Regions from separate parts of the Homo sapiens genome. Here regions 1, 3 and 4 are each linked to region 2. A link is a loop called in an ENCODE intact Hi-C map of the cell type or tissue named here. Cell type or tissue: dorsolateral prefrontal cortex. All regions are shown on one strand.

Region 1 (8,000 bases), 700 kb after region 2:
GTGGCAAGGCCAGTATTGGAGGCTGCATCTATGACTTCAGGACACTTGCCACCTCTGTATGCCCAGGTGGTAGGACTGGTGAATCCTGAGCCCTCGCCGAACTCTGACGACCTAGATCACCCCACCCAGGTCTTCCCAGCACCTGGACAACCCCACCCAAGACCACCAGAGACGTGGTTTATATCGCACATCTAATTGTGTTCCTCCAGAACTTCAACGCTGCAAGCCCTGAATTCAGAATCAGCCCACACTCCTCAGATGGGCACTGAGGATCCTCTTCTGTCTGGTGCCAACCTTCTCCATGCCCCCATGTGAACTACTCCACTGCAAACACGTTCTACCCTTGCCCAGCGCTTCCCACCTCCATGCCTTTGCCAGTGCCGTGCCATCTTCCTAGAAAGCCCCCACTCACGTTCGCATTCTCCATTCACTCATTTAGTCAACAATTATTTACTGAGCATAGATCAAGTGCCGGAAAATCTCAGCAGGTCAAGGCCCCGCCAGTCCCCTCCTTCTGAAACAGCCCCTTGCCACTCCCCCACTGAGCCTCTTGGTTACCCAGCCGGCTTCACTAATACTCAGAGGTATGGGTCCAAATCTGTTTCCCCTTTGAGAGCCCATCCGGGGAGGGGCCCAGGCTCATCACTGGTATCCCCAGCACTCAGTCCAGGTCTCAAGCCAGAAGATACCTCCAAATGTGAAGCGAGGCTCCAGGCCATGGAGAGTAACAGCCAAGGTGTGGTTCCTGGGAACAGGGGTCTGGGCCCCAGAAGCCCACGGAAGAAACTCTGAGACTGGTCAGGGTAGCCCTCAGCCCCCACAAAGCTATGCCTGAGAGGTCAGGGGCAGCTTTTCCACCTTGAGCCACCCCAAGGCCCAGCCCACTCAATAAATTCTTATCACTGGGTTTGTTAGAATATCTTTACAATTTAAAACACAAATATAGCAGGGTCAGGTCTTGCCTGGGGAGGGAAATTAAGGGGGTCACACTGGGCACTGCTCCCTCCCAGTCAGGAGGCTGGGGTGAGGAAGTGGCTGTTTTCCTAAAGGGAGCAGCCAGTAGGGGTGGGGAGCCCCTGGCTGGAATTTTCATCCCCGGCAGAATAGACCAGGGGCCAAATAAGTGCCCCTGGTCTCCCCCTCACCATGGCTTGGGACCCCAAATGAAGGGTTCATTTTGTGGAGTTGGTTGGGGTGGGAGTGGAGGTACCAGAAGAACCGGGGCAGGGGTTCAAGCAGGCATGGATGATAGGGGTGGAACCAAGCTAGGCGTCTTGCCATGCTCCAGCCACCTGGATGTCAACCAGAGCTTTGGTCAACACTCAGGAGGCAAAAGTCTGGAGCTTAGGGAGCCACAGGTGAAGAGGAAGAGGAGCTGAGAGAGAGAGAGAGAAGAAAAAAACAATGGCAAAGAAAGGCCATGATCAGCCAGAGCCAACAAGGGAGGAGCAGGGAGAGGCAGAGAGAGGCCGCCCGGGACGGGGAAGCCAGCAAAGGCTGAGGAGGCCACCGCCAGGATCCAGCAGGCCCAGCCCCACCCCCAGTGGTAACTCCCGGGCAACAGCTCTTACCCCGAAGGCCCTGGGGATGACTCCAGGCTGCCAGCAGGACTGAGGGAAGTCACAGAAGCCTGCCTGGGGCTGACAGCTCTGACCTCCTGTTCTTCAGGTGGGCCACCTGGGGAGGAAGTGGCCACAATAGCCACCAGAGTCCCCTCCAATTCCCCCAGTGCACATTTAGATCTCCACGGGGCATCTTTGGCCCACAGAGGGGCTCTAGGATGGAGAGGGTAGGAAGGCTTTTGGGGCCCAAACACAAGGACAATGCCAGGACCCAGCATAGAGTGCCAGGTTGGGCGGGAGTGATTCGGATCCCTGGGATGGTAGTGAACTCCCAGAGCTGTGCAGAGGATGACAGGAGCCGGGCTTCCAAACCATCAAGCAAAGCACTGACAGCCTCTGGCCCCAAATCCAGGAAGCACATATTTAACCAAGCTAGGGTCAAAAGGTCCCACAGGTCAGGAGCTTTTGTTCAACTGCCTCCAGCTGAGAACAGCCGCCAGCCCAGTAAACGTGCCACACGCAGCAGGAGCCCGCCTGCCAGGTCAATAAAGAAGGCCTGGGTGTCCTCCATGCCTCACCAAAGACCAGGGTCAGCGGATACCCTCGCAGTGGAAAAGGGCTGTCCTAAGACTTAGAAAACTACCTCCATCTCTGCCACAAAATCCTCCTCTGTGAAATGGATAAGCAACTTGCCCACCGGTCCTGCATTCTCACAAAGTGGCTGAGAGATTCCAGAAGGATAATGGAGGTGGAAGTAAGGTTTAAGCCTGAAAGCTGATATTACCATAGACATTACCATACTCCAGAGACCCAGGTAGATACTGACTGGTCCAGCCACCACACCCCTCCACACAGCATCCAGGCTGAGATCAAGACTTCTAACCACACAGGTTCACAGGCGAGTGGCAGGAAAGAAGGCATATGGATGGGGGCTGCTTGGGATCCCAGCAGTTACAACCCCAGGGAAGTCCAAGCTGGAAGGACTCAGGAGCAACCAGAGAAGGCTTCCTAGAGGAGGAAAAACCTGCCCTGGAAACAAGGAGGATGAGGAACCTGCAGGAGTCCTGACCCCAGATCCTTCCTTGGGCCTCTCACTCCAGGAGACACGGGGTTCTCTCCCTCTCAGAGGCACCATCTTGGACCACAGCTTTCCATCCCATCTTCCACAGGACTGGCTGGGTTGGCACTTAGGGGTGTGGGGAGGTTCCCTCAGGCAGCCAGTACAGGTCCAGAGTGTGGGAGGAGACTCACAATGGGAGAGGGTACAAAGCACAGCCACAACCTCAATGTAGAGTGAGGCACGCGGGGGCATGGCTCCAAGCAGGTATGGGGCACCAGGCCGGCAGACCTGGAGACGCCCCCGGCCTCTTGGGAGCTCCTGAGGGTCCAGGTCGGGTGGGGCGCGCCTTGCGGCAAGTTCCCTTCTTCCAGCCACCGTCCTGAGGAGCAGAAGGCGCGGGGACACACACATACACGCCCGGGCACGTCGCCGCACTCCCCCAACTGAACCTTGGTGTCTTCCTCCTGCCTGCAAAGACATCCCAGGCCCTGGGCCTGGGAGCTGTCCCCGCGCGGTCCTGCCTGACCCTAGCGGGGTCATAGTAGTCTGGCGCCCGGAGCGGCTCCAGCGCGGCGCCGCGGGCCTAGGTGGGTGTCCCAGAGAGCGGGCGGCTGCGCGACTGAGGAGCTGGAGGCGCACCCCTCCGCCCGCCAGACGGCCCGGCCCGCGCCCCCGCCCCACTCCCCTCGCGTTCTCTTCTCTGGAAAGGAAGGCCGGAGTTGCACCCTCAAAGCGCCTCCGTCCCCACCCCTCCCGGCCCGCCGCGCCCCAGGGGCTCCACAAACTTGCTGCAAGTCGTCGGGGCTGCAGCTGCAGGTAAGGGTGAGGCGGGGCCGCGGCCTGGGCTGCCGAGCACGCCCCCTCCCAGCCCCAAGCGTGCACGCCCCCCACGGACGCGCACCCAGCACCCCACCCCCGCCGCTGCCCCCGAGGCTCCCGCCCAATCAGAGGCCGCGCGCGCCGCGCCGCCGGCGGGCAGACACACCGGCTCCCCGGCCTGCGCCCCTGCGGCCCTGGCCCCGCTGCAGCGTCCCGGCCCGGCCACACTCACCGTCCCGGGCGCGCCGTCCGCGCGCGGCTCCGCTCCGGGCCGGCATCCCCCGGCTCGGCTGCCTCCGGTCCCCGCTCCGGCCTCGGTTCCCGCTCCGCAGGGCTCGGCTCCGCGATGGTGGCCGCGGCGGCGAGCGCGGCAGGGAGGGCGTGTGTATGCGCGTGAGAGCGCGCAGCGTGTGCATGTGCGTGTGCGCGGGAGGGTCCCGGCTCCCCTGCGCGTCCCGCTCCTGCCTCCTGCTCGCCACGATGCGATGCCGGCAGAATCTCTACCGCGCGCCCCCACTGCCCGGCGCCCACACTCGCGCACACACGCGCACACCCAGGCGCGCACACCCGGCTCCGCACTCCCGACTCGCCCTCCTGGAGCGCTCACAAAGACCCCCTGCCGGGACGGCCGGAGCCTGCGGAGCGCGGCCCTGGGCCCCTCCGGGACCCGCCGGCCTTAGGTGCCCCGCTGCTCCCCGTAGGGACCCCGCGGGCGGCCCGGCTCCCGCACCCTGCCTGGCCGGGCCGCGGCCGCGCTCCCAGCCCGAACCTGGGCCCAGGTGCCGACTCGGGCTTCTCGCACTCCCGCGGGAAGCGCCGGCCCCCTCCGCGGCGCCGCCGCCCTTCTCCCCCCCTTCCAGTCCGGCCTCTCCGGCGCCTCCCTGCCTTGTCCCACCTGCCCAGCCCGGTCCTCGTTCTCCCCGCTGCTCTCCGTCTGTCTCGCCGCCGCCCTCTCCCGCGCCCCTTCCTCCCCACCGCCCTGCGCTGCCTCTCACATTCTCCGCATTACAGCGGGTGCCGCCCGCCGCTCGCGGGGCCCAGGGTTCGAGCGCGCAGTGGGCGGCGAGGGGACCCGCCACGCCCGGCCCCGCCGCCCCCTCCGCTCTCCGCGGCTCCGCGGCTGCTAGCTCCGGCCTGGCGCTAGGGTGGCGACGTCCCGCGCTAGCCTCGGCTGCCGCTGACAGCTCTCATCTCGCCCGGGCTTAAAGGGATAGCGCACCCGGCTCGACCGGCCCCACCCGGGGGCCCCGGGGAAGGGACCTCGCTGCGCGGGAACAGTCCGGGGCGGTGGCACAGCCGGGGCCGTGCGGGCGACGCCCTCTCCGCCGCCGTGGAGCCCGGCCCTCGGGGCTGGAGGTGAGTCAAGGAGAAGGACGGTCAGACCACGCCATCCAGGGGGCGCTCAGCGGCCAAGCCTCTGGGCCGACAATGGGTGTGCGGCGGTGTAGGCTGAGCGCCCTGGACTGCGTGGCGGGGGATGGGGGTCAGTGAAGCTGCCGTCTGAGTCTGAACTCCAGGTGAAGACACCTGTCATGCTGGGAGGACAGGGCTCACGGGCTGGCGTCCCGCTCCTGCTGTGTGACCTTGGGCAAATGCCGACCCCTCTCTGCACCTCAGTTTACCCCCTTTGGGAAGGGCATGGCTTCCATCATTTCTGAGCCCATGCCCAGCTCTGATATGGTGTTAGGTCCCCATAGAAGGGGGAGTCCCAAGGTAGTCCCTCAGCCCCCAGAGTCCCACCTCCTTGCCTGTGAGAGCTGAGGCCACCGCTGAGACTGCAATCCTTGCCACCCCGGACACTCACCAGGACTGGTCTGCCTCCTCCTTCCAACTGCCTCATCAGGGAAACCAGGGAACGAGGTAAAGTTGAGTCAGTACAGGGACCTACCGTTTGCAGAGCTCCCTCACATCCAAGATCTCCCTGGACCCTCATGACACCCCTGGGAAGTAAAGTGCACCCCTACGCTCCCGGTCAGCCTGATCCTGGACAAGTCTAGCACGTGAGCATTTCGTCTTCAGGGCCCCCTCCCCACCCTTACTCCCACCCAGGCTGTCCCTTGCTCTCCAGAGGGATGCATTTTGCCCATTGTTCAGGAAGTTTCTGTCATATGCCCCATCCTGTGCTAGGTCCTGGAGACACAGATGATTTAGACACATTCCTACCTTCAGAAAATAAGAATAAGGGAGGTATGATAGAGCTGTGGTGGGTGGAGGAGGTCCTGGAGGAGGTGACATTGAAGCCAGATAGTGAAGGATGAGTAAGAATTGGCCAGGCAGAAAGGAACACGAAGGGTATCCCATGCCAAAAGAAGAGCATGTGCAAAGACCTGGAAGTGGGAAATGGAGTGATGGGTGTTTTGGAGGGAAGAGAAGCTATAAATCCTTGATTTGAGGAGTTTCGACTTTGTTCTGGGGCAGCAGCAGAGCTGCCACTTGGCAAATCTAGGCAGCAGCCCCCACCCCCACCTTTCAGCCGTCACAGAGGTATGGCTAAGGGCTTCCCAAACCCAGCAGCTTTTGCCAGAGGCCACCCCCTCTTCTGTTTCTCCCCTCTAAGCCCAGACCCACTTCTGCACCCATATCTACAGCCAGACGCAGCACAGCCTCCCCCTGCTGTCCGGAGCTGGAAGTAGGAGAAGCCCAGGCTGCGCTGTGGCTGTGATGTGAGTCCAGGAAGGGCCAGGCTCCTGTACCCACCCATCATGAAGGTGCCCTGTGAAGACCCTAGACTTTGGTATCAGGCAGATCCAGTATCAGTTCCAGCCTCAGTGTCCTCCTTGGTACAATGGGAATAAAAATACATTGCCAGTAACATGACTGGCAAAGAATCCACGAGGGACGATGCTCAGGAATGGCTCAGCACACAGCGGGCATGCGGCAAATGGCCTTTTCTTCCCCGTGTCCGAGCTTGGCTTTGTGGCCCATCCCAAAGTCCCTGTTGTCTCCCCTCTCCCTCTTTCCCTGACCATTTTCCTTCTACCTCCCTACCAGACTTCCTGGGGGTCTCAAGGGAGATGAGCTCATGGCTGTTGCCTGCTCTGGCTCAGCACGCCTCCTGAGGAGTCTTCCCAGGGCTTCCAGGTGAGCCCTAGGGAAGCCACACAGAGACAAACAGCCTTTCCCCAGAGTCTCTGACATCCTTGCAGAGCAGCAATTTCAGCCTGCATCCCCATCCATTTCCCACCATCCAGTTCTCCCGCTTACTTCTGCTGTCTTGGAAGCCACACAGCCTTTGTGTCCGTGCTTGGGAATTTATGCCCAGCTATGCGGTGCAAACTCAAATAGGTGGCACACTTTCTCTGAGCCTTAACTCCCTCCCTAAGTATGGGAGCAAGCTGATATGCACCACAGGGATGACGAACCTGAGTCTATGTCATTTATTTTCCCCAGCAAGTCCAAGCCTAGGCCCTCTATCCAGGAGTTCTGCACAAAGGCAGTCATGTGCAGAGGCCTCTCTGGGGTCCCCTTGTGTCCTGCCCTTGTGCTGGTGGCCAGAGGCTGTTGCCACGTCTTCCTTCCAGCAGGCTTTACAGAGAGGCATGGCATGAATAATGACCAGGCCCACTCTACGGCCAGAGCAGTAGTAGCTGGGGGCCTGGGGCAGGGACCAGGAACAAGACCAGTTGGACAGCTAGCTCCAGGAGGTAGCTCCTCTACCAGGGGCTGGTGGCTGGCTGCTTTCCACCACAGAGGCTGGGTCAGTGCCCCAATAAATGCCTGCCCAGGGCCGCTCTGCTGTTTCCAGCCATCTTCATGGGCCAGTCATGGAGAACTTTGGCAGTGTTCCAGATCTAATCATCACACCAGGTCCAGCCGAGAGACTGAGAGTGGCCCACATGGAATTCGAGGAGGCAGTGGGCATTTCCCACCCACTTCCTCTGAAACCCCTGGTTTCCTAAGCCAGGCTGAAAAGCAGGTCACCAAGTGTTCAGAGAAATGCCCCACCCAGCTGGGCTGTCTCCTTGCTATCTCTAAACACATCCAATCTCCCCACCTCCACGTCTTTCCCCACCTGTCCCCATCACTTTTGGTTTCCACACGTCTCAAGTCCTTCCATCCCTAAGCAGCTGGCGTCAACCACCCCCTCCCCACCCCGATCTCCCTCTTTACTCTTGGCAGAGTGTGGCCAGGAGATTTTCATTCATTGGCTCACCCTCACACTAATCTTGGTGTTATCATTCCCATTTCAGAGAAGAAAAAAGCAAGGCTCAGGGAGAAGTTCCAGGATTTGAACTGAGAGCCAACATTCTTTATTCTTTCCATGAATATGCATTGTGGGCCTACTTCATGCCACACATTGCGCCAGGCATGGGGAATACGTGGTGGAGACCTCAGAGTCCAGATGAGACAGGGAGAAACCAAACCACCATGCAAACAAATGTAAAATGACAACTGGGACAAATGCTGTGACAAGGTCTGTGGGGACCTGGTCTAGTCTGGACTAGGGAGTCAGGAGAGGCTTCTTGCAGGATGTGACATTCAACGTAGCACCAGAAGGTGGAGTAGACAATGACCCAGAGAAGTGGGGACTCCAGAGAGAGGGAACAACGCTTTCAAAG
Region 2 (8,000 bases):
TGTCTAGCCAGTTTTGGAGCAGGGTGTTCCTCTGTACTAGGCTAGGGCAGGCGGTGAAAGTCTGGAAGAGATCTTCGCGGGGGCCCCAGAGCAGACACTGGAGGATGCCTTTGGCGTCTGAAATGAGGATCCGCTCAGAAGGGTTGGGATTCAGGAGGCAGCTGGCCAGCTGCTGCAGACCCCGGGAGTAGGGGGAGCGGAATGGGATGCGAGGCAGGTCTGCTCGTGTGTATTCCCTCTCCTTCAGCTCTGGGTTCTCATCAAAGGGGTTGGGTAGGTGCAGCATCTCATAGATGAGGATGCCTGTCTGGAACTCATCACACTTTTTATACTGGGTAGCTGTTATGATCTCTGGGGCAAGGCGAGACTGGTCCCGGAGGATCTCGGGGTCCACCAGATGGCTCTTCTGCTTGGCCTGAGAGAAGTTGCTCACTATAAGCCTAGTGGGATAAGATGAGGTGGGGCTGGGCTCTGCAGGCCCAAAGCCTTGGGCAGTCCCCCCAGGCTGGTAGTGGACAAGTAGCAGGTTCTCTAGGCGTAGATCGCAGTGAGTGACATGGTAGGGTTTGAGGTGCTCAAGACCAGAGCATAGCTGTAAGAGCAGCAGACACACCTGCCTCTCATACAAATCAGGGCTTTTCCCATGCTGGGCCAGAGAGTCTCGCACAAAATCAGCCACAGTAAGACATGGAACCTCCCTGGTGATGACCACAACGTGGCTCCTCTGCTTCTTGCTCATGACTCCCTGATTCTCTTTCTGGGATGATGCTGCTTCAGAACAGGGCTTTGGGTTTTTCCCATCCGTTTCTCCTTTGGCGTCTTCTTCAGTCTCTTCCATGTCATCCTCATCCTTTTCAGGGTCATCTGGATCCTCCCAGGGAAGCAGACGGTTAGGGACTTCAGCAAGGAAATGACCACAGTCCTGCTGAATGTTAAAATGGACAGCCAGACTCTGCCGGACAGCCAAGCTGTGATAATACTGCTGAGATTCTTTAGCTTTGCTCTTACAGATCTGAAAGATAATAAAACAATTCAAAACTCACACTCTCATAACCAGGTTTATGATGTATCAGGGAAGATTAACTGGAAGGTGACTGGTTAGGGACAAACGATCATATAGTAAAGTTGTTCGCAAGGCTTGCCCCATGTTAAGTGGCAATAATAATGGTGGTAACCATTTCTCATGGTTGTCTACATGCCAGGCTGTGGTGAGCACTTTAAGTGTACCATTTTTAGTCCTCACATTAACCTTTCACAGTAGATTGAGGATCTAAGAATTTAAAAAAGAAAAAAAGCCCGGGGTTATGTGTGCAAACCTAAGTTTGTTTAATGCCAAAGCCTGCTCTTTCCACTATAACCTTGCACCTCATCAGAACAACAACAATGAAATAATTTTTCTCTTACTTCTGTAGAGGTTTGTAGCCCAGAATGATACAGCAGGCCAATGGACTCATAATGGAGACCAAAATACCTTATTTCATCACCCATCGCCCTTTGTGTCAACATCTCACAGCTTAGGAGAGTGATATAACATTGGCCAGGTAAACTGTGGGTTTTCCTAACTTTTCAATGAATGTCATTGTGATGGTCACAACACTGGCACTCATGGTTCACTGGTAGGGTTGAGAGAGTCACTGGTCTGACCTAGTCAGAACAAAGCCAACATTTCAATGGTGGTTTTCTGAGTTTTATGCTTTCTCTTAACAGGCCTCATTTAATACCCACTATTGAGGCAATAAAACCTTTCATAAAGAACTTTACTAAGTGGTTATGGATCAAGGAAGAATTTTTTGATCAAAAAAAGTTAGCCAAGAGTTCTACATACTGTGACGATTCTATTTCTACTCTTAAGGGGTTATCAAAGCAAAAAGTAAGTAAAACCACCCCCAAATGGGTTATTCTCATGCTATAGAGAGGCTGACCGTGGAAGACTGAGTCTCTAATACTAGTTCATGGATCATAATAGTCTGGTCTGGAGTCTGCTCCACAGCCCTGTTAACTGAGGGTCATTCTCTGCTCTCCCTCCTCAGCAGAGGCACACTGCCACATTACAAATATCAAAGGCTCCCAGGAACATGCACTCTCTGTAGTGTTTACACTGCATGTTTATTACAATAATACAGAAAAGCAAAACTTAAAAAAGCAATTTCTAGTCATTTTTATTTAAAAAGAAAAATGTACACATTCTTAGGAAGATTCAGATAGGACCCAGTTCTGAGAAGCAGCACATTCTGATTTCCATTCAAATAGATTAAAAAAAAAAAAAGATCAAAGACAAGGGAGTCTCAGCGGAGAAAAGCATCTCTCTCTCTCTTTCTCTTATTCTCTAGTTTATCATATTTACTACAGTTAAAGAAGCCTGATATCAGTGATCAGTGCCATGGAAATCAATCAATCTATCTATCTATCTATCTATCTATCTATCTATCTATCTATCTATCTATCTATACCTCAGCACAAGTTCCTTCAAGTCTTCTACTACCTATCTAATTCAGTTTGAGGATATACTAAGTATTTCTTTTTTAAGCAAACTTCTGGTCTTGAACAGACATCCCCAGCCTGAGTTCAAGTTCAAACATATATCTTTCAGAAAATATTATCTCTGGAAAGCTCTCGAAGTCTTAGTATATGCAGTATAATATATAATCCTATATGCTCATCAATCATAACATTTGTTATTTTTGTAACTGCACTGTTGGCAATATTTCACATTTAAGTGTTACCAGGTATTTAAAAATTCTATACTAGTCATTGTTTAGTTGTATAGGAGTTGGATCCAGCACATGGCACCATTATCCCCATTGCCAGTTAAATTTGCTCAATATTATATTGTCTTCTGGAATGAAAGCTCAAGGGTCTCAACTCTTCATACCACTAAATTTGGCTGAATCAGATTGGATGGTTAAACTCTAGCTGTTACATTATAAAAAATGACACTCTCCAAGGGCTTGGGAGGCCTGGGATTTAGCTTTGCTACTAGCTGTATAACCTTGAGCATTTCACTAATTTCTCTGGGTCTCAGTCTCCCTATTAAAGGAGACAATATGAAGAACACTGAAATCTACTTCACAGGGCAGTTGTGAGGATTAATTGGGATCAAGTATATAGCGTACATCTGTAAACTACAAAGTTGTACAAATGCAACACTGATAATGACTAAAGCAGTTAACAACTTGCAAATGTCAAACTAATGCAATCTTAGAGAATCCTAATTTTTTGAAACAATGAGCAAAACAGAAAAATAGATCTTTATTTTGAGTCCCGACAGCCACCTGCCACAGCAGTGAGGCTCTCTGATCACAAATTTGATAGAGGACAGACAAAAAGAAACTGCTAACATTCAATACCTCCAAGCCAGGGTCAGCCCTGACAAACAAGTTAACACCAGCAGTATGTTAGAATCCAAGACAGGGCAACCTAAAGCTATGAGAGAGAATTGTTTGGCCAAGTCTAGTTTTTAACTATGTCAAGTCAGGCTGAAAAAAAAAACTGTGACCTTGTAGTTTAATATTAGAAGCAGAGAAGGTATTCTAATTGTGACTCGTATTTTAATTGTGATATTCTAATTATATCTAGACATTCACACAGACACACACATTTTTATAAGGTCCTCCAGAGCTTTGTGAGTAGACAAGAATGTGGATACTACAATAAGAATTTATGTTTAGCTTCACAGATCTACTTGAGATAAAGGATCAAAGTGATTTACGAAGAAGAAATGATAAATTGTTTCACGATTTTGGATGCTCTAAAGGAAAATGGTCTCCCTAGATAGATAACCTGAGTGGGCAGCACTTCCTTATCTCTTCATTTTATAATACATAGACAGGTTGAAGAATAATGAGTCACTCTAGCTTTAAGAGCAAAGGCAAAAGGGAGAAGACTAGAGTGTAAAAGAGGAGGGAAAAAGAGTGATTTTACTTGGTTCATAACCCTGAAAACAGTTACAACCCAAACACAGACCAATGGAGATTTCCATAATAGGATTTTGCTTGATGGGTATCTCATAAATCTTTATTATGGAGCCTGCAATGATGTTAATTTAGGTAGGAGTATTATATTATTCTAGGTACCACATTGTAGCCATTTTTCAAATATTAATAACTCCTTTAGTTAAAAAAAAAACCTCAAAATGACCTGACTTCAGATAACAAATTTCTAGTTCAAAAGTTATTTCAGAAAACAAACCAATTTTTCAGAACAAATGGATAGGGTTCTTCCTGTCAAATTTTTTCCTTCTGCCCTTACCCAGTATTTTCTCTACCAGGGATTAAAGTAACTTCTTCTTGGCTCTCATTATCTTTCTTGAAAAGAATTCACATTCCTTCTTTATAAAGAGTAGCTGGCATCTCAAGAGTAGCAGGAGGAATCTCAAGAAAGATTCTACTTGTTCATGCCAGCTACTCTTTAATCTATAAATGATTACTTCAGGACTCCTCCTAGGACCCCCAAAATTTAAAAATAGGAATAAAAATAAACTAGAACTGGAATGGTCCTACATCTTCATTAAACATTCCCTTTTCTAATAGGGGAAAAATCACCTCATATTTGCCTTGGCTATGTTTGGGAAAATCTACTTAAAATGCTGTGAATTTGGCAGATTCTGTGCTGTCTATATTTTCTGAAAGGCAAGAAAAAATGCTATGAGAGCCTGAGCCACAGTGACACTAGAGGGAGCTGCAATATCAATATCCAGGAGTCATTTACTTATAAACTGTGCAGCAGGAGAACAAAACCAGGCTGCTGAAGGTTGAATCTTCTTGTAAAATACACCATAGGGCCTCTTTCTGGATAAGCTTTTGCTTCTATGATGCTGGCAATACCAAATGCATGCCAAGGGAACTCCTCGTGTGAAGAGCACAGACAGGAAGAGAAGCCCATCCTGGGCACAGTGACCCTCGCCCACTTGCCAGCTCACAGGAAATGCCCGCTTGAGCTATTCTCCAAAGGAGTCAGAGGAACATCAAAAGGGACAGCCAGTCAGCTGGTATATACATATGCACCAACATGAATAACCTACAGTTGCAAAAACAGAGGCTTGAAGGGAAACTGGCTGCTTGTCTGGGTTAATAAAGATCAGTGAGGACAGAGAAGGGAAAAATATTAATTCATTATCAATTGATCATTCAAACAAGTATCTCATGGCTCCTGAGCACTTCCCATCTGTAAGACACAGCATCCTGAAGCATTCTGACCAGATTCCTAAATACAGAGGGTGGGGACCCTTTAACCACTGATAAATCATCTGTTGGAAAACTGGGGGAGAGGGGAAACAACATATTGTCTTCCAGAATCATAGCCAAATTACCCTCTCCTGAGACCTTCTCAGACTCGGGTCAAAGAACCCAACATTTACAATCTTAGCAGGGAAACAGAGCTTGAAAATGATTCATCATGCACAACCTGAAAAGTTTAATTCCAAACATACATTTCAGTTCAGGGGCTCATTTTCCATGTTGCTCATGACAACTGCCCTGCATACCTTTAAGGCAAATTTGTCATTAAAAAGCATTTATGTTTGTAATAACTTCAACCTAGAGAGCTAACTTCTAAAAAGTAGACCATCAGGGGCTTTGACTGTAAAGTCCCATTAAAAATAGCTGGGGAGAAGATAGTGCTGTCTAACACTACTGAACCTTTCAGAATGATCACAAAGCCTGGGACCTGTGAGAGGACATACCTCTTGATGCTCTCTCAACAACAGATACTCTGTTTAAGGCAACTAAGTCAGAGGGATAGGGGGAAAGGTGGACCTGTGCAAAACTGGATGATATGACTATGGAATTAATCTGTCGTTGAATGGCATGGTGTTACTCATTCTTCTTCATTGACCCTTTTTCCCAAAGGTTCCGTGAAGTGCTGGTGTTTGGAGTGCCTGCTCTCCATCCTAGTTTTTCATTGACAAACTCTCTTCCGCAAGCTTGCTCATAGCTTCAACCATGTCATATACACTACTGACTTCCGTGTCTACATTTGTAACGCACCCTTGTCTTTGGGCTTTAGGCTCATCTATACAATGACCTACTTGATTTCTTCCCATATATGTCCTAACCCATAGATTACTTAAACTCAACATAACCAAACCTGAACTCTCCGTCCCACCAAACTCACTGCTTTCCCAGTACTCCCTCTCTTGATGAATGGCTTTGTTACCTGGATGAGAAACCAAATTCACTTTGGATTTCTCCTGCATCTTCACTCCCTATGGCTAATTAATTATCAACTCTCATTGACTTTTCTTCTAAATAACTTTCAAATTATCCTCTTTTCTCCATCTCTATTGCTACCTTCATCACTTGCCTGGACAACCACAAAAGCTTTCCAACTGGTCTGCCTGCCTCTAATGTGATCCCCTCGAATACATCTTCCACATGGCTACAGAGCCATTAAAAAACAACAGCTGGTATTTCCTCCTTATTTAAATTTCCTAGCGGCTCCGCTTTATCCTCATAGGAGAAAGTCCTGGCCTTGCCTCCCTTTCCAGTCCTACTTCCCACCTGTGTTCCATTTGCTCTTACTATATTGAGCTATCTGCAGCCGGCCACCCACTCTACCCTCCAGGTGTTCTCTCAGTTTGGGGCTCCTTGTCACCCCTCATCTGCCTGAGGGATTCCTACTTCTTTTAAAGCCCTTCTCAGGCATTACTTTATCAGAGAGAGGAAGTGCTAAATACCCTAAACCCCCTTTCTGTGTTACTTCTATATCTTGTACATATCTCTATTATTGCAGTTATCACATTTTTTATCTTTAAAAAATTTTTGTTTTTTATAATTTTTTTCAATTTTATTTTAGATTCAGGGGGTACATGTGCAGGTTTGCTACCTGGGTATATCTCATGATGCTGAGGTTTGAGGTACAACTGATCCCATCACCCAGGTACTGAACACAGTACCCAACAGTTTTGCAACCCTTGTCCCCTTTCCTCCCTCCTCTGACATTTTTTTGTCTATCTTACAAGCAGATACTTGTATCTTTAGGGCCTAGCACAGAGCAAGGCACGTAGTACTTGCTCCATATGTCTGTAAAAGATTCTGAGAAAAGGCAGCATCTGATCCAGTGCTGCCATAGGGCTTATTTACTCGGAACAGGTAGAATATATGAACAGCTTTTATGAAACAGATAAAAGTTGGCAAGGTGATGGGGTGGGGGCAACGGCAGATAAACCTGAATAATAAACACTCATGAATGACCTGACTACACAAATGAGTGAAATCTGATCAGTGAGGGCTGTCTGTTGAGTCCAGGCTGCCCTGGGGGCTTGCTGATTTTGTACTGCACAAAACTACAAAACAACATGGCTCTCTGTCATTCGATTCAATTTTCTCTCCTTTGCCCCAAAGAAAGCAATAATTACAAAATATAAGACTCTTCAAAAATATTCTACATTAGCTCTGATTTTTCCATTATGGGCCCAGTATGCCTTCAGCCTACTTCCAGTTTATCAGCAGGGAATCTCATTTCCATCTCACTCTATGCATTCTATAGTGCCTCAGTGAACCTTAAGTGAGATGGATGCTATAGGGAATGAATTGTGGAGGGACAAAAATGAGAAACATTAACAATCATACACATTACACCATCTGTGCCATTTTGTCATATCACACAAAAGTACAACTGCAAATGGGAGTGAGCATAGAATGAAACCCTGCAACTTCTAAATTGATATCCAGTATTTGGTATAATCCCACTCTAAGAATACAGGCTGATCAGTGATTGACCTCAATTCCTTGATCTGCCTAGGAGGAGTATTGCTATACTTGCTGCTACAGAGCTAAGACCCACACACACTCAATGCTGTTACAACTATATTCAAAATAGATTAAGTGTTTAATATATAAAACGCTGTGTGGGCCCAAAGTACTCAGGACTCCATGTTGTAGGAATCTGCTATGAGAACTGTTGGGTAGGCCAGATAATTTACAGCTTGAATTGCTGCAAAAATGTTCACATGCCCAAGAAAGTGATTTTGGATCCTAGAAGAGAAATTCAAGAAGGTAACT
Region 3 (8,000 bases), 490 kb after region 2:
TTCAGCGGCAGTGAAGTCTCCCCAGTCGATGCCACACAGAACTGAGATGAGCTGTTCTCACCAAGCTCTGCCCAAGTTCCAGAGCTAGGAACAAATAAACAGTTGTTTTAAACCACGAAGTTGTGGGCGTGGTCGTTATGCAGAAATAGATAACTGATCCAATCCTTCATGCCTTCTGCACCATCTTCACCCCAACTTGGCTTGTGCAAGGTTGAGCTCCTTGGCCCCAGCTGACTGGACAAGGGGATGGGCACCTGACTTCAAGGCAGCCAACCGATTGGCTGGTGAGTGACCATTCAGCCTTTTTTTTTCTCTGGAGACTAGGAATGAAGAAATCAAAGGCCTTAGCCAGACTACAAAGGAGGCTGGAGCTTGGGGTTTTTGAATGGGAGCTGGGGCGGGGATGAGTGGGTGACTTTCAGTCCTGTACAGGCTGTCATGTCATCAGAGGGCACCAAGTTGGGGAAAGAAGCAGGAAAGGTGATATGGAAGCAGGTTCTCTGAGGGTTCCATAAATCACTTAGCTCCAAGTGGGCTGTGCTCCCTGTTCCTTGTACCTCATGAACCCTGACTTCAGGCCCTAAAATACTCAAGGGCCCTTGGCCAGCTGGTGGCAGAACTTCCCCAGGGGCTCCTGATACCAGCCAGGGGTCTACACTCCTCCTCTTACCCCTTCTCCCTTGCTCTCTGTGACATATTCCCCTGTCTCCTTGTCCTCCAGGGCCCCAGGGCACAGCCACTCTCTCTCCTGGGCAAACAGGGCTCATGAGCTGGAGTCTGCTTCTATCCTCTCCACACAGCCCTGAGGCCTCCAGTGGCAAAGCAGAGGGTATGGCCAGGTTTGGTTTCTACCCCAACCCATTTGCCATCCCTGTTGTGTCCCGCACAGTCCCTTACCCTACCAGTTCTTGAGTTCAGCTACCACTCCCTTGCTTGCCCATAAAGATGTCATGCTAGTAACAGTGGTCATTAGTGTACCCAACAGGTGCCACACCCTGTGTAGGTGGGTACTTTACAACACTGTCTTCGATCTTCCCAGACACCCTGTAAACATAGGAGTTAACCCTATTCTGCATGTGGGACTCAATGGTGGAGGTGGGATTTGAACCAAGGTCAGCCTGACTCCAAAGCTCACGTTCCATCTACCACTCTGCTGTATGACTCTAGGCAGGTTACCTTCCCTCTCTGAGCCTTGTATTCTGACTTGTGAGGGGTAAACCAGGGAAGGGTTCTGGTGCTCACTGCTCCCTCTAATACTCATCTTCCTGGTGCCACCCTCGGGTGGGTCCACTTGAATGTCGATGGTGGGTTCCCAGTCTCAGCATCCTTTCTGGTTCCGGCATGTCTGCCTCATAGAGGAGCAGGCCTGGAGGCTGTGCTGCTTTCAGTCTCCTGGAAAGCAGGCTGGACTCTCAGGATTCAATATCTTGCCTTTTCCCCAACAGCTTCTTCCAACCTCATCCCCTTGGCCCCAGATTAAAAGGTGAGCAGAGCAGCGGGCTCCCAATAGGGTTTGAGGCAGCAGGGCATCCTGACTCCAACACCCCATGGGGTCTGAGGCAGAGCAGGGCCATCAGGGCTCTGGGGGAATGTGGGTGGCCCAGGAAGGCTCTGACCCTTCAAACCACCTCTGGGCTCAGGTTCCAGCTGTGTGTGTGCCAGGGCAAGGCAGTATCTGCTCCTCCTTTCCCCGTCTCAGAGGCTGTCCAGGCATGAAGAAAGCAGCCTCTCCAGCCTGGCTTCCCAGACGATGCCCTTTAAATCCAGCAGTGCTTTTAGCAGCAGTTGAGTTCACGACCCTCTTCCACAGAAGAAGGTTACACAGCTCTGAAGGGGCTGCACCTGGACTAAAACCCACCTGGGCTCTGCCCAGTCCCCAGTCCTCTCTGCTTGGGCAAACCCAGTCCATGGGTCCTGGGCACTCACATTCCCCCAAACTGATCCTGCCCCCATCTGAAAACAACCTAGTAATTTTCTCATGTTCTTGAGTTTCCTCAGGGGGCCGTTCTCTCCCAGTAGCCAGGAATAAATTGGCCCCTTGACCTCCCTGCTCTTACCAGCCTTGAGGCATCCCAGAGGGGTTAGTAAGAACCCATATAAGCTGCCTCCTGCAGAGGACGGTGCCAACTGGGCTTCCAGGGCTGGGACGATGGAGGGGGCCCATGCACCAGTCTCTCCTGGGAGGAGGGGCAGGGCTGGGACGATGGAGGGGGCCCGTGCGCCGGTCTCTCCTGGGAGGAGGGGCAGGGCTGGGACGATGGAGGGGGCCCGTGTGTTGGTCTCTCCTGGGAGGAGGGGCAGGCTTGTGGGGTTTTTGAAGACTCACTTGGTCTCCTGTTGTATACAGACCCAAGGACCCCTCCCCCTGTCCCTCGTGCTCCTCTGAATGCTCTCCTGCCCAGAAGTGGCTCTGAGAAGCCTTGAGTCAGTTTTAGAAGTCTGTGGCTCTGAGAGTCTGGAACCAGGCCCCAGATGGGTCACTTAGAAGCTGTGCGATTTAGGATAAGCTGCCACCCTCTCTGGCCCTCCCCCTCTGCATCTGTGTAAGAGTGGGGTCATCACCACTGCCAGTTGTAGAGGACTGACTGAATGGCAGGCACTGCACCAATCCACAAGCCAACCCACGTGCCTTCATTTCATCCTCCTGATGACCAGAACAAGTAATATCGTCTGTTTTACAGGCGAGAAGTCTGGGGCTCAGAGGAGTTAAGTAACAATGCCGAGCAGCTGGTAAGTGCTGGAAATGGAACTCAAACTCAGACCTGACCTCAAACCTTACAGCCTTATAATCACAAGTCTAGGCTGCCCACAGGGACCCTCAACCGTTGCACACCAATAGTCCTGGACTCAGGATCCTATGGGGAGAGGATCCTGTTTCTTCTCAGGGGATAAAGCCTGAGAAAGGGGATAGTTCAGAAGGCTTGAGCCTCCCCCAGAACCAGGGACAGCCTTAGGTGGTGGTTGGGAGATGGGGGAGAGGGCAGGCTGGCCCAGCTACGGCTACCAACTGCTTCAGCTGGAACCAGGAGGCAAGCAGCCTCTCAGAGATGCCTTTAGATTGAATGAATGAATAAGTGATCGAGTGCCAACTCCATACAAGACTCCGCCCACCACGCCATCCCACCAGAGGCTTGGTTTAGAAGGTGCTAGGCATGTAGCTGTGCCAGTTTGGGTGGGGGCGTGGGCCCTGGGAAGAACCCTGGTGGGAGGAGCTGCATCCCGGAAGTCTCCTGCTGTGAGGGCTGACTTCCCTATTGCTCCCCCTCCACGTTCAGCTGGGTCTGTGCCCATTGATTCTAGCATCGCTGGGGTTCTCCCCTAGCCGGAAGAATGAGCAACAGGATCGCCCTGGGTCCACTATGGGGCTGGACCCAAGGAGTTCCCAAGGAAAGAGGGAACCTGGAAGGGAGAAACCAGGCCTCCCTGACCCTGAAGCCCCTCCTTCCTGACAGAGATTGGGGGTGGTCTGCTGGCTGACCTACTGGCCCAGCTTTTTGGGTCAAGGTCCATGGCCGATGGGAAACTTACAAGGTGACTGCCTGGCTCTTCACACTGTGTTGTCAGGGGCATCCCTCTCCAGGGTCAAGTTTGGAGCTGCTGGATTTGGTTTGAATGGGCACGGCTGGAAGCAACGGGTGGGGGGTCTGTTTTCTGAGCCTCCGGGTCTGCTCATGTGCAGGTGGATCCCAGCCCCAAACACAGAAGCCCTAACAGCCCAGGACAGGCTCAGAGCATGGCCTGGTGGAAGATGGGACCAGACTGGGCCTGGGAAGCCTCAAGGGCAGCCCCAGAACTGCTTCTCCCAGTCCCCACAGCCTGGGCACTCTGCATGGGAAATGGCATACAGTAGGTGCTTGATAAATGCTGTGCAAAGAAGGCTTGGGGAGAGCTGATGCTCCCAATCCTTGCATCAGTCTAGGCCAATGCTGTAGGGGGCCTCCAGCTTCTGGGGAGCTAAGCCTTGAGCCCTGTAGAGCTGTTACCATCAGGCCTGGCAGTCAGACCCACCATCAGACCAGAGGTGAGGGACTCTCTATGCCCGTAGCCTCAGGATCCCCTTCAGGTCTACAGCCCCCTTCTCCAGCCAGTGCTGCCAGCCACAGCCCCAGCCGCTGTCCTAGGAGGAGCCTCTGGAAGTCCCTGGAGCAGCACTCCCCCTGACACCCCCCCAGGCCTACCCCCATGGAGGGCCCCTCGGCAGCCCCATCCCCCACAGTGAGATAATAATGACCATAATGAGAACAGTCACCCACACGTGTGCACAGCGCTTTACAGGTTACAAAGTGTTTCACATACATCATCTCATCAATTCCTCACAACAGCCCTGTGAGGTAGGCAGGGCAGGGGGTAATGTTCCCATTTGTACAGATGTGGAGACTGAGGCCCAGAGAGGCCAGTGACCTGCTTGAGGCCACACAGCAAGTGAGCAGCAGAGCTGGGACCAGAGGCTGGGGTGGGCCCCACCTCCAGCCCCTGGCTCTCTCCACTGACTGTGCTGTCCCCCAGGAGGACCCCAGCCTCTGTCCAGAGTCTCAGCCACACCCAAGCCAGGCTCCCACCCCTTGCAGTGGTGCCGCCTGGCAGCCCAGCAGACAGGCTCCCACCCCCATCGGCAGACCTGTCCCCTCCACCTGCGCCCTGCAAAAAGCCAGCCCGGAGCTGGGCCCAGGCCTGCCCCCTAGCCTGCTCCTGATGGTGCCTGGGGCGGGGTGGGCAGGTGGGTGGGGCTGGAACCTCCTTTCCTGTTTTCCTGAGTGATCCCTCCCCACTGGGGAAGAGAAGAGAAAGGAGGAAGAAGAGGAGGAGGAGGAAGAGAAAAACAAGAAACTGAGTTGGAAGAGGGCCCTGGAGCAATCAGGACGTCAAAAGTTTGCATTCCGACTAGCTATAGGAAATAGTTTTTTTCTCTTTTTATTATTTCAAGTTTTCATAAAAATCCATAATTATTGAAACCCAAGTTACAGAGAAAGTTCGTAACTTTTTTATTGAATTATTGACTCTGCCGCGTGTCGGTTCGTCGGCTTTCAACTCCAGTCTGTCAATGCCCCTGTGTAGGTGGGGTCCCCAGGTCTGGGCTTCTGAGGTCCTGGTAGAAGGAGGGCAGGTGGTGAGGGCTGGCGGGGGGCAGCAGGGGACGGAGGCGGGAGGGAGAAAGAGAACGTGTGTAGAAGGGTAGGGAGGAGGTGGGAAGGACTGGAGAGTGAGCAGGTGGCGGCCAGGCCCCTTCCCCTGCCCGGCCGCCCGGGGGTCCCTGCCCCCCGCCCCGGCCTCATATCATCTTCATGTTGAACTTGCGGGGCGCGTCGGCGGAGCTGATGCCTGCGTCCGACTTTCGGGGCACATACTCGATCTCGATGTTGTGCTTTGTGTTGCCCTTGCCCCGGCTCCAGAGAAACAGCAGCACCAGGCAGAAGAGGACGACGCCCAGGAAAGAGATGAAGCCCATGGTGGTGGCGATGATGAGGGTCTTGATGTCGAAGGGGAAAGGCACAGTGGCGCGGGTGCTGTTGGCCTCTCCCTCGCCCGGCTGGTTGGAGATGAAAGCGAAGGTCTTGTTGGGCTGATGGGGCCAGTCGGGCGAGTAGCTGCGCACATGCAGGTGGGCGGGCATGGAGTCGTTGCCGCCCGCGTTGGCCGCGATGCACAGGTACGTGCCGTTGTCCTGTACCTGGGCGTAGCGCACCTCCAGCGTGCCATCAGGGAAGACTGTGAGCCGCCCATTGCTCTTGGCTGAGACCAGGTGCTTTCGGGGTGAGAGCCAGAGGATGGCGGGCGGCGGGTCGCCATCGGCCCGGCACACAAACTGCACCGTGTGGCCCTCGTCCACAAACACCTGCTGGGCCTTGCGGTCCCGGATGCGGGCGCGGCGGCAGGTGAAGTAGTTGGGCAGTAGCACATCAGGGAAGTCCTTGAACTCCTTGCCCTGGACAAACTCGGGCGTGGCGCACGTGGGCTGCTGCCGGTTGAAGTTGAGCCGCCAGCGGCGCCGGAACACCCACAGGAGCCGACAGTCGCAGGCCAGCGGGTTGGAGTCCAGGATGAGTGTCTCCAGGTTGCCCACCGAGTGGAAGACTGATTCCTCCAGTGTGGTCAGCTGGTTGCCAGAGACATTGAGCACGCGCAGGTAGTTGAGGCCGCGGAAGGCATAGGGCTCCACCACGGCCAGCTGCCCGCCCACCAGCTGGATCTCCTGCAGCCGGAGCAGCTCATGCAACATGGAGCCCTCAATGGTGCTGATGGGGTTGTAGGAGAGGTTGAGGAAGCGGAGATAGACTAGGTGGCGGACGGCCAGGTAGGGCACAGCGGTCAGATTGCAGTGTGTGATGGACAGGGACGTCAGGTTGAGGCCGTAGAGGCAGTTGGGTGTCATGGTGTCCAAGTAGGGCCAGTGGGAGATCTCCAAGACCTTGAGTCGGTACAGCCTCTTGAAGGAGTAGTCCCGGATGGCATTGATGTTGAGGTGCCGGAGCCTCAGGACGATGAGGCCGTGCAGGTGGGACAGCGCCTCGGTGGGGATGGAGGTCAGGTTGCATTTCTCCAGCGTCAGCTGCTCCAGGCTGTTGAGGCCGCTGAAGGCGCGGTGAGAGATGTAGACGAGGTCATTGTCGCCAACCTCCAGTGACTTGAGGTTGTACAGGTCCTGAAACATGTAGTCCAGTAGGATAACGATCTTGTTCTCGCTGATGTCCAGCTTGGTCAGGTTGCTGAGGCCAGTGAAGACGCCTAGCGGGATGAGCTTCAGGCGGTTGCTGCGGAGACCCAGCGTCCGGAGGTTGAAGAGGTTGTTGAAGGCGCCGGGCTCCACGGCGCTCACGATGTTCTCGTTGAGCTCCAGCTCCTCCAGGTGCGGGAAGCTGGCGAACTCGTCCTGGTTGAGCGTTTTGATGCGGTTCTTGCCTAGGTCCAGCAGGCGCGTCTCGGTGGGGATGCCCTCGGGGACTGCCACAAAGCGCTTGCGGTGGCACAGCACAGCGCGGTCCTGGGCGGAGCACTCGCAGCGGGGCGGGCAGCCCGTGGCCGAGCCTGACAGCACTGAGCCCAGCACCAGCAGGAGGATGGGCTGCCAGCAGGCCAGGAGGGGGCTGGGCATGCTCCTCACGCCCCCCGCCAGCATCCTCTTGCTCACCTGCAGCCGGGAGCAAGCACAGGACAGAGGTGGCGGTTAGGGGGCAGTGTGTGTCTGGATGCCACCCCAAGCCACCTGGGCCCCTCCTGCCCTGTCACGATGACCCTGATGCAGATAGAGAGGCAGGGTCCAGATGCCCAGGCCAGAGGGCCTCTGGCCTCCTCATGCTGCCCCCTCCTTGCCTCTTACCCTGCCTGGAGTCTTCCCAAAGGACCCTCCCAGCATCCTTGGAATGGAGGGGCTCAGGGAAGGGGCGGGTCACCTCAGACAGCCTGGCATTGGCGCCACCTCCTTTACATTTCACAGGCGGTTGACTCCAAGCACACACCCTGCCCTGAATCACAGCTCCCCTGGTGCTCATCAGGGATAAAACCAGACCTGCTGAGCCGCTCTTGGGCTCACAGTGGGGATCAAAGGGGCTCAAGGGCTGAGGCCTCTAGGAACAGCCCCCAAGAAGCCGGAGCAGAGCAACCAGGAGTGTGGCTACCCCTAGCCTGCACGGCCAGGGCTTCTGAGGCTGCTGGGGGCCCCACTCGCTCAGCCCTGAGCCCTGAGTCTCCCCCGGTGCAGACGCCATGCCCCCTCCCCATCAGCTCTGTGGCTGGGTCTGCAGTAAACCAATGGCACCTGACACTGTTCACGGGTCTGTCACCCATGGGGTTCCTGGATTGCTGGGGGACACCCTCATCCAGAAGGCCCAGCCCTGAAGCTGCCCTCCCTCCTCCCCCTGCACCTGCAAATCCAAATCCAGCCTGGACTCCTGGTGGGATCTGTGACTCTCCACTTCCTCTGGGTCCCATCGGTGACCCAGCTCAGGCTCCTGAGCCCAGGGCCCGGAGAATGTCTTTTCCTGCCTCCTGGTCTTGACTCCTGC
Region 4 (8,000 bases), 380 kb after region 2:
TCCAAGGAGACTTTTTTTATTAGAACTTTTCTCCCAGATCCTGGCACTGCTCTGAAGGCAGATAGTCAAACCCTACCAACTGCAGCCACCCCTGGCTAAAGATTTCACTGTTTTATTCTTTGCCCTAATGTTAACTTTTTTTGTTGTTGTTGAGACAGGGTCTTCTTTTGTTGCCCAGGCTGGTATGCAGTGGTGTGATCATAGCTCACTAGAGCCTTGAACTCCTGGGCTCAAGAGATCTTCCCACCTCAGTCTCCCAAGTAGTTAGGACTACAGATGTGCACTACCATGCCTGGCTAATTTTTCCATGTTTTATAGAGATGGGGGTCTCACTATGTTGTCCAGTCTGGTCTCAAACTCCTAGGCTCAAGCAATCCACCTACCTCAACTTCCCAAAGTGCTGGGATTACAGGCATGAGTCACCATACCCGGCCCCTACTGCTAACTTTCACTATTCTTTCATCCTGCCCTTGACATCAGAACAACATCTGGACCCAAGTGAGACTTTTCCATTGGCTTAAATCAGTCAGTACCTGTAAAGATGTTCAGAATATTTAAACTTACATGAGTCTGCCACATGAGATTTCTGCAGGGGGAGCTTTGCAGCCGTAAAGAGGATGCTAAACATAGTGGCTTATAATGAAATAATATGTTTATCTTGGCTGGTTTTATAGCAGATGTGATTGGGATATTTACTGGTTGTTTCTTAGAACTAGATGAAAGCAATAGTTCAGACCAAATGAATTACAGCAACAAAACATGCTAACAACATAAAAAAAGATATAGATTATGGAAAATTATAAATTGTGATCATGCAGAGAGGTCTCACTCTAGCCTGAACACTGGTGACCCACAACTAAATGGGGCCAAGATTAATCATGCCTCAATCTTACACATAAGCCAAGGGATCTTTTCTAAAGATCATGCCTATTAAAGCAGCAAAGACTTTTCTGCAAGATATATCATAATGAGCTCCAGACATTTAATGAGAGACAAGTGCTACGGTTGAAAGTGGTGACCTTCAGCATCGAATCTGAAAATGAAGTAGGCCTGCTTGCTCTGCAAAATGAGGCCCCAATCCAGTCTGCTTAGGTGAAGAGAAGTCTCACATTTGTAGATGGTCTGTTGCAGGCAAACCTTAAATCTTCTGGGAAAGGGGGAAAGGCTTTTGTTTGTTTTTATTTTTCTAATTAGGTAAGGATTGTACATGCAAGGAGCAAGCAGCTGACTCCAGGCTGCAGGCCCAGTAGCTTCCAAAGGCAGTAAAGCCAGCAGGCGTGGTGGCTCACGCCTGAAATCCCAGCACTTTGGGAGGCTGAGGCGGGTGGATCACTTGAGGTCAGGCGTTCGAGACCAGCCTGGCCAATATAGTGAAATCCTGTCTCTACTAAAAATACAAAAATTTGCTGGGTGTGGTGGCACATGCCTTGTAGTCCCAGCTACTCGGGAGGCTGAGGCAAGAGAATCGCTTGAACCCAGAAAGCAGAGGTTGTAGTGAGCTGAGATTGTGCCATTGCACTCCAGCCTGGGCATCACAGCAAGACTCCATCTCAAAAAAATAAAGAACAACAACAAAAAAAGGCAGTAAAGTGGAAAACGGCATCAAGGAAGAAACCAGCCTAAGGAGTTAGATAGAGTGTCCCAAAAGCCTCTGGAAGAATATGCAGCACTCCAAGGCCAGGAGACCTCAGCTTCCATCTCTGTTGTAATGGCTGCCTCAAATGAGGACAATTGCCTGGCCAAAAAATAGCAGCATGAAAGAGAAGTGTCATCCCCCCTTATTCCTAGTTTTTCATCCCCTAGAAGCCCCTCATCCAAGGACTTGTGTAAAGTTGTGTCCGCCCCTACTTTGATCTGCAGTAGGAAATGCTGGGATGCATGTCCTGACCCTCCTTCCCCCACTGCAGCCCTCACGAATGGTAGGTGGCTGTCCTGCAGACAGGATGCTGCCTCACGTCCTGAACCTCGCCACAAATTCCTGCCCCACTGGCTGCTTCTGGCTTCCTCTTGCAATCCCAGGAGACAAAGGACTGTGAGGGAGGAAGGGAGCCGAGCATGGTCTCCCAGGCAGAAACCCTTTGGAAGATGCCGGAGCCTCAGCCTGCTTGCCCGGGTCTGCCTTTCTGGGTGGGAGGAGGGGCGGCCTCCCTACTCTTCCCAAATGTCCCTGTCTTAAACCCATGCAGCACAAAACAAGCCAGTTCATTGTGTTCTTGGATATAAATATTGATTCTAGGTGATGTTAACATTCTGTTCATAAAAGAATGTAACATATTTCTCCCACACCATATTAGACTGATGTGTTGTTTGGCCAAGGGAAGTACCGATTGCTGGCTTCTGCGAGAAAATGTGGACATTTAAATGCATGCAGCTTTCAGAAGTCTAGGAAGCAGCCTCAGAACAGCAACCAGGCCCCTGGGTTGGCTTCAGCTCTGCCCTCCTCCATCCAGTTTCTCCTTTTCCATCTCCATTGTTTGCACATACCTTTGGTATTTCTGATCACTTGTAATTTAAGAAAATGCTTTCTTGGAATTATATCTTCTTTCTCAAGGACCTGTTAATGTGGGACATTTGCTTTCTTCAGGAGGGCCCGGAAGGTCAGGACCAAACATTTTTAGTTTTCTTCCCCAGGGGAAAAGATCTGGGAGGTCCTGTCCTCCCGTTTACTTTTTCCCCCTCTCTGCATGTCGGAGGGAAGGGCAAAGTCTTCAGACCAGAGGTGGTCCCGCCAAGCGCTCCACCGAGGCCTGACCAAGCCCAAGACTCAGATGTGTTGGCCGCCTTGGCAAGGCAAATTCCCCACATTCCACAAGTGCTCTTGAGGGAGAAATAGAAGTAATGAGAAAGTGGAATTCTTGATGTGTATGCGTGCTCACTCGGGTGCCAATTCATCCGACACAGACAGATCCCTGGCCTTATTTCGCAAGAGAGTGATAGAGCCCATTTCCAGATGTGCGGGAGGACGGCCCGGGACCCAGTGCTGGCAGGAGAGCTGGCGCCCTCTGCTGTCCCGGCTAGGAAACACTGCAATGGTGGGAAAGAACCTGGGGTTCCTGAAAGCCGGCAGCTCTGTTACAATCCATAGCCGACCCTCGCAAGTGTGGAAGGGGCCTGCAGCTCCTTGCTGTTCAAATGATGAACCTGCAAGGGGCTGGATTCCCTCCTTCTAGCTGGCTCTCTTTGTGTTTCGTGGCTCTAAATGAGCCAGAAATCATGAGGATTTACAATAAAACCCCAGCCTCCCACAGCATCTGCTGGTCCCGTTCCCGAGAAGGTGAGGAAGAGTGGCACTGTCTCTGGCCTGTGAACCTGGCCAGCAGGCCTAGGCAAGGCGAGACAATGAGGGCAGCTTGCCCAAGAGGAGGCCTCCTGCTGATTAGCAGCCCTCGGGCCATACCCTTGCCTGAGAATGCAGCTTCTGGAGGCCTGGCTGGCTCCAAAGCTTCCAGCCGAGTGGAAGCTGCAACTGCTCCCACTCAGGCATACTGGCATCTCTAAGGGGCCTCAGAGCTGGCACAGCCAAGAGACTGGCTCAGCTTACAAGCTTAGACAGAGCTGCCACCCCCCTCTGCCCTGCTGCCTGCCAAGACAGCAGCACAGCAGTGGGTCTGGGGCCAGGGCCAGGCTTGCTGCTGCAGGAGAAAGAAAGAGATATTAATAGAGAGAGAGAGAGAGAGAGAGAGAGAGTGTGTGTGTGTGTGTGTGTGTGTGTGTTGGTGAAACGTAGGGTGGAGATATTAGGGGGATGCAAGGGGGATGGCTGGTGAACTATACTTGGACAGCCTTTCAGTTCTGCAAAAAGGCACAAAACAATCAGTTTTTGTTTTCTGGAAGATTTTTAATTTTTTTTTTTTTTTTTGTAAACCAATCTCTTCCCTGCTGGGAGAAGAAAAACCCAACCCGCCAAGCAACCCCCTAAAAACAATGCCCTTCTCTCTCTGGGACCAATTTTCAGGCTGCACAGCAGTCCTGACAAGGTCAACAAGCTGGAGCTGTAAGTGGAAGATCTTTATCTAGGTGGGAAATAGGAAAATCATTTGACTGATAAAAGGAAATACAATAAATAGCATCTAAATTCCTGGCTGCATCCCCCAGGCCCCTCCTCTGCTGGAGAAAGTGCGTGGGCCAGGGATACATGTGCTGCTCCAGCATGTTTAAAAATAGCATGCAGCACACAGCCCTTTCTTACCTTCCAGAAAGACTTCATTACCGGATCCTCAGCCCTGAGCCTGCAGAGCTGCTGCCGGCACTTTCTTCTCCCTGCGCTGGATTTTTCTCTTTGGAAGCATTAAGGGAGTGCATGTGATACATTTTACTCACGGGCCAGCTCTTGCTCAGCTAGTTTCAATCTAGGCACGTCTAGAGCTCACGTTGAAAGTCCATTGTATTTAATGGGGTGTTAACTCTGTTTATTCTCTGGGGCCTGTGCAGTAATTTTACACTCTGCAAAACTAGCAACTTGAACCAGAAATGATATTCCTCTTTCCCCATGCCCACCCCAGTGGGCTGCAGTCCCCAGGCACCTCTGGCCCTGCTTCCCAGGGTTCCTGTAGCTCAGGTAGCCGAAGAAGTTCTGCATGCCGTGGGAGATGGGAACTCTGGGGTTCACATCCGGTTCTGCCGCTTGTTAGCACTGGTGCAGCCTGAAGCAGGTCTCCTCAGCTCCTGGAGACATTTTTCACATCTGTGAAATGAAGATTTTAATCTGCCCCATGTATCTCAAAAGGCATACAACAATCTCATAGTGGAAAAACATTTTCCTGGGTTCTACAAAGACACCGTCCTATTATTCCCAACTGGGCCACTTCAGCATCACCTCGGAAGCCACTTAACCCCTTCGGATCTCCATCTCTCCACTAAAACCTTGGGGATTTGAATAGGACTATAAAATCCACTAATCAGTCTGAATCTTCACCATGCTGTTGTGATTTTTTTATAAGTCCATTATTCCTTCCACCTTTATTGGCTGGCATTCTACTCTTGGGAAGACTTTCTTGTCTCCCCACTTACTTATTCTCAGGGCCTGGCCCTAGAAGGTGCTGAAGACTTCATATAGGACTGGATGACCCCTTCTAGCTCTCAATCTCCAAGTCTCCAGGAAAATAAATGAAGCACATACTATTCTAATACATTCTACCATTCTGTGGGAACTGTGCCTTCCGTTATTCCCACCTGATCTAAAATCCCGACACTTAGGATGCTCAAACATCATCTGGACCTTGGCATTCCTCCTCCAGTGCCAGGCCTTCCCTCCTGCATAAAACAGCTCAGAGCTGAGTCGCCCTTGCTGGAGTTCCTGATCTCTCTTTCCAGCTCCCTCAGGGCTTCTCCATCTGGCATCCTGCAGAATCCTCAACTCAATTTGTCCAAAATTAAATATGTATTCTTCCCAAACCCACATTTTCTCTAATACCTGTCAGCTCAGTTAAAAACTCCACTGCTCTCTGAAGCTGGAGAGCCTGGAATCCTACACGCCTCTCCCCAGCTCTTTACCCTGCTCCCAGCCCTCCACATCTCATTCACAGAATGCTCCCCCCCACACACACACACAGAGCCCTGGAATCCCCCTAACAGCTGGCCCTTCTCAACACCTCCAGGACAGGCCTTTGTGGGGGTCTTCAGCTTTCAGCTCTCCTGGGGCTCTCCTAATAGCCCATTGTTTTGTTTTTCCTCTTTTTTGCTATTAACTAGTTCTATAATAGCCTTCTAACTAGACTTAGTATAGCCAGTCTCATTTGTCCCCCTCTTAACTCCCCTCCACCAGTTCGTCCTGCACACCACTACAAAAGCAACTTTTCTAAAATGCAAGATTAGTCTTGCAAATATCTTTTTCTTTTCTTTTTTTTTTTTTGAGACAGGGTCTCACTCTGTCGCCCAGCCTGGAGTGCAGCAGCACGATCCTGGCTCACTGCAACCTCCGCCTCCCAGGTTCAAGGGATTCTCCTGCCTCAGCCCTCCCTAATAGCTGGGACTACAGGGGCACACCACCATGCCCAGCTAATTTTTGTATTTTTAGTAGAGACAGGGTTTCACCATGTTGGCCACGCTGGTCTTGAACTCCTGACCTCAAATGATCCACCCGCCTCGGCCTCCCAAAGTGCTGGGATTACAAGCGTGAGCCACTGCGCCCAGCCATATCACTCTATTTTAAATGAGATCATAGTTGTGGTAGTTGCTTTTGTTTTTAAGCCTTACAAAAATTCTATACGATAAGAATTATTAGCATGAAACTAAGATGAAACTAAGACTTAGCTAGGTTAAAGGACCTAAAGCCACATAGCTATTACACCTTGCAGAACCAGAATTTGAACTCAGGTCTGCTTTGTACTGCAAAACCCATGTTCGAAAGTATTTAAGGTACCTGGCACAGAGCAGGTGGACCAATGTTATATTCTTTATATTCCCCCTTTTCTATAAACTTCAGTCTCTTCAGCAGGGTGCAAGGGCCTATCCCATAGTGGGTGGCGTATGTCTCCAAATGCATCTCCTGTTACTGTGTGGCCCATTATCACCACTACCCATTAGGCAACATCAGACCACTCGCTGTTCCCCAAACCCTCCCTGTTCTTTTTTTTTTTTTTGAGACAAAGTCCAGCTCTTGTGCTCTTGTCTCCCAGGCTGGAGTGCAATGACACGATCTTGGCTCACTGCAACCTCCGCCTCCCGAGTTCAAGCGGTTCTCCTGCCTCAGCCTCCCAAGTAGCTGGGATTACAGGTGCCTACCACCATGACCGGCTAATTTTTATATTTTTAGTAGAGACAGGGTTTCACCATGTTGGCCAGGCTGGTCTTGAACTCCTGACCTCAGGGGATCCACCTGCCTTGGCCTCCCAAAGTGCTGGGATTACAGGCATGAGCCACCGCGCCTGGCCCTCCCTGTTCTTTTTTAAACTTTCTTTTTGAAATCCTCTTTCCTACTGCTTGGCAAGGCTTTTCTTACCTTGTCCTTCCTGCTCTGCAAGCCCAGATCAGATAGCACCCATTCTGTGATGCTTTTCCTGATCCCCAAACTCAGAATTCACGGCTCCAGCATCCCTCTTGCCAGCACCACTTGTTACGTATGCCTATTCTGATACTGATCATATTGGTGTGTGGCTATTCAGTCCTGTCTCTTCTCATCTTTGTATCTCCAAACCTGGCACTGTGCCTGGGACAAAGTAAGCACTCAGTAGTAAGTCTGTTGAGTTTAGTTCAGTCCTGCATCCTTCCCTATGACTAATGCTTCATTTCATCTGTCTTGCAAAGGTTAGAATGTCTCTGAAGACTTGTTTGCATCACCTCCACTCTCTCTGATTTCCACACCCACCACCCCATTGAAGTTGCTCCTGGCAACTTCTTGAGAGATCTCCTCATTACCAGAACACTCTCTTGTCCTCAGCCTCCAAAAGTTGCAGCAGCACTGGGCATGATTTCCTCCCTTCTTTTAAGTGACTCCTCTCCCTCGGCTTCTGCCATCACAGTCTCCTGCTTTCTTTTGCCTCTCAGGCTCTCTTGGGACTCCATCTGAGCCCTGGAAGTAGAGAACCTCAGAGCTCCGACCTGGGTTGCATTCTCTTCCCTCTACATTCCTTCCTGAAGAGACTTGTCTATTCCCATCATTTAAAGCAGGACCACTATCTTCAGCTCTCAGCTCTAGATTCAGATATGTGACAGCTATTTGACATCTCACTTAGATCATCCTTAGGTACTTTGGGCTTGAAAGCCTAACAATTGACTCCCAGGTGTACCCCCAGACCCTTCCTCCTTCAGTCTTTCTCTGTTCACTAAAAGGCAACATAACGAAGGATCCCCTTCTTGGGATGTTGGGAGCCACTCTCTAGGAGGGAAGGTGCCTTAGAAGAGGGGGCAAATCTGGGGATATCTGAATATCATGCATTCCTACCTCTGACTTAACCTTGGAGAAACACCAGATGCCTTAACCATGTATTCAATGCCTGGCATGATCTGGCCCCAGCATCCCTTTCCAGGCCCAGCTTTCATCTCGCCCCTAGATCAGAAAT

Evidence for each region. A loop is a pair of places that touch in the nucleus more often than their neighbours do. Peaks named below come from ENCODE experiments on the same cell type or tissue, not always from the same donor. Only the 100,000 strongest peaks of a DNase experiment are listed, where the experiment ranks them.
Region 1: it touches region 2 in a loop (13-fold over the local background); 12 of 110 quality-filtered maps call a loop at or near these places.
Region 3: it touches region 2 in a loop (2.4-fold over the local background); 3 of 110 quality-filtered maps call a loop at or near these places.
Region 4: a loop joins it to region 2, with 11 times the contacts of the local background. A loop is called at or near these places in 75 of 110 quality-filtered maps.

What each region holds. Positions count from the first base shown.
Region 1 is chr15:77,815,598-77,823,597 of GRCh38, forward strand. It overlaps a transcript of LINGO1 not described here. Among named protein-coding and RNA genes, the nearest start is that of LINGO1-AS2, 160 kb to the left of the region's middle. RefSeq lists enhancers at 2,331-2,965, 2,966-3,600. In dorsolateral prefrontal cortex, CTCF peaks have their summits at 4,807, 6,047 (motif pointing left) and 6,246; DNase peaks (open chromatin) are centred at 3,892, 4,636, 4,833 and 6,074; H3K4me3 peaks cover 4,324 bases; H3K27ac peaks cover 3,198 bases; H3K27me3 peaks cover 2,062 bases.
Region 2 is chr15:77,114,308-77,122,307 of GRCh38, forward strand. PEAK1 (pseudopodium enriched atypical kinase 1) reads right to left here. Exons shown (of 10, transcript NM_001385026.1): 10 at 1-1,012. Among named protein-coding and RNA genes, the nearest start is that of TSPAN3, 47 kb to the left of the region's middle. RefSeq lists a silencer at 1-130. In dorsolateral prefrontal cortex, CTCF peaks have their summits at 4,662 (motif pointing right) and 4,863; a DNase peak (open chromatin) is centred at 4,694.
Region 3 is chr15:77,608,775-77,616,774 of GRCh38, forward strand. LINGO1 (leucine rich repeat and Ig domain containing 1) reads right to left here. Exons shown (of 2, transcript NM_032808.7): 2 at 4,253-7,126. The coding sequence ends at 5,270. All of the region lies in intron 3 of LOC105370906 (a long non-coding RNA gene), which reads left to right. Among named protein-coding and RNA genes, the nearest start is that of LINGO1, 20 kb to the right of the region's middle. RefSeq lists enhancers at 2,521-3,348, 5,555-6,054, 7,281-8,000. In dorsolateral prefrontal cortex, no CTCF peak of the experiment used is centred here; a DNase peak (open chromatin) is centred at 3,160; H3K27ac peaks cover 5,619 bases.
Region 4 is chr15:77,493,997-77,501,996 of GRCh38, forward strand. It overlaps a transcript of HMG20A not described here. Among named protein-coding and RNA genes, the nearest start is that of HMG20A, 77 kb to the left of the region's middle. RefSeq lists enhancers at 1,614-2,414, 2,851-3,145, 3,217-4,016. In dorsolateral prefrontal cortex, CTCF peaks have their summits at 3,005 (motif pointing left) and 3,207; DNase peaks (open chromatin) are centred at 2,985, 3,515 and 4,205; H3K4me3 peaks cover 2,066 bases; H3K27ac peaks cover 7,053 bases.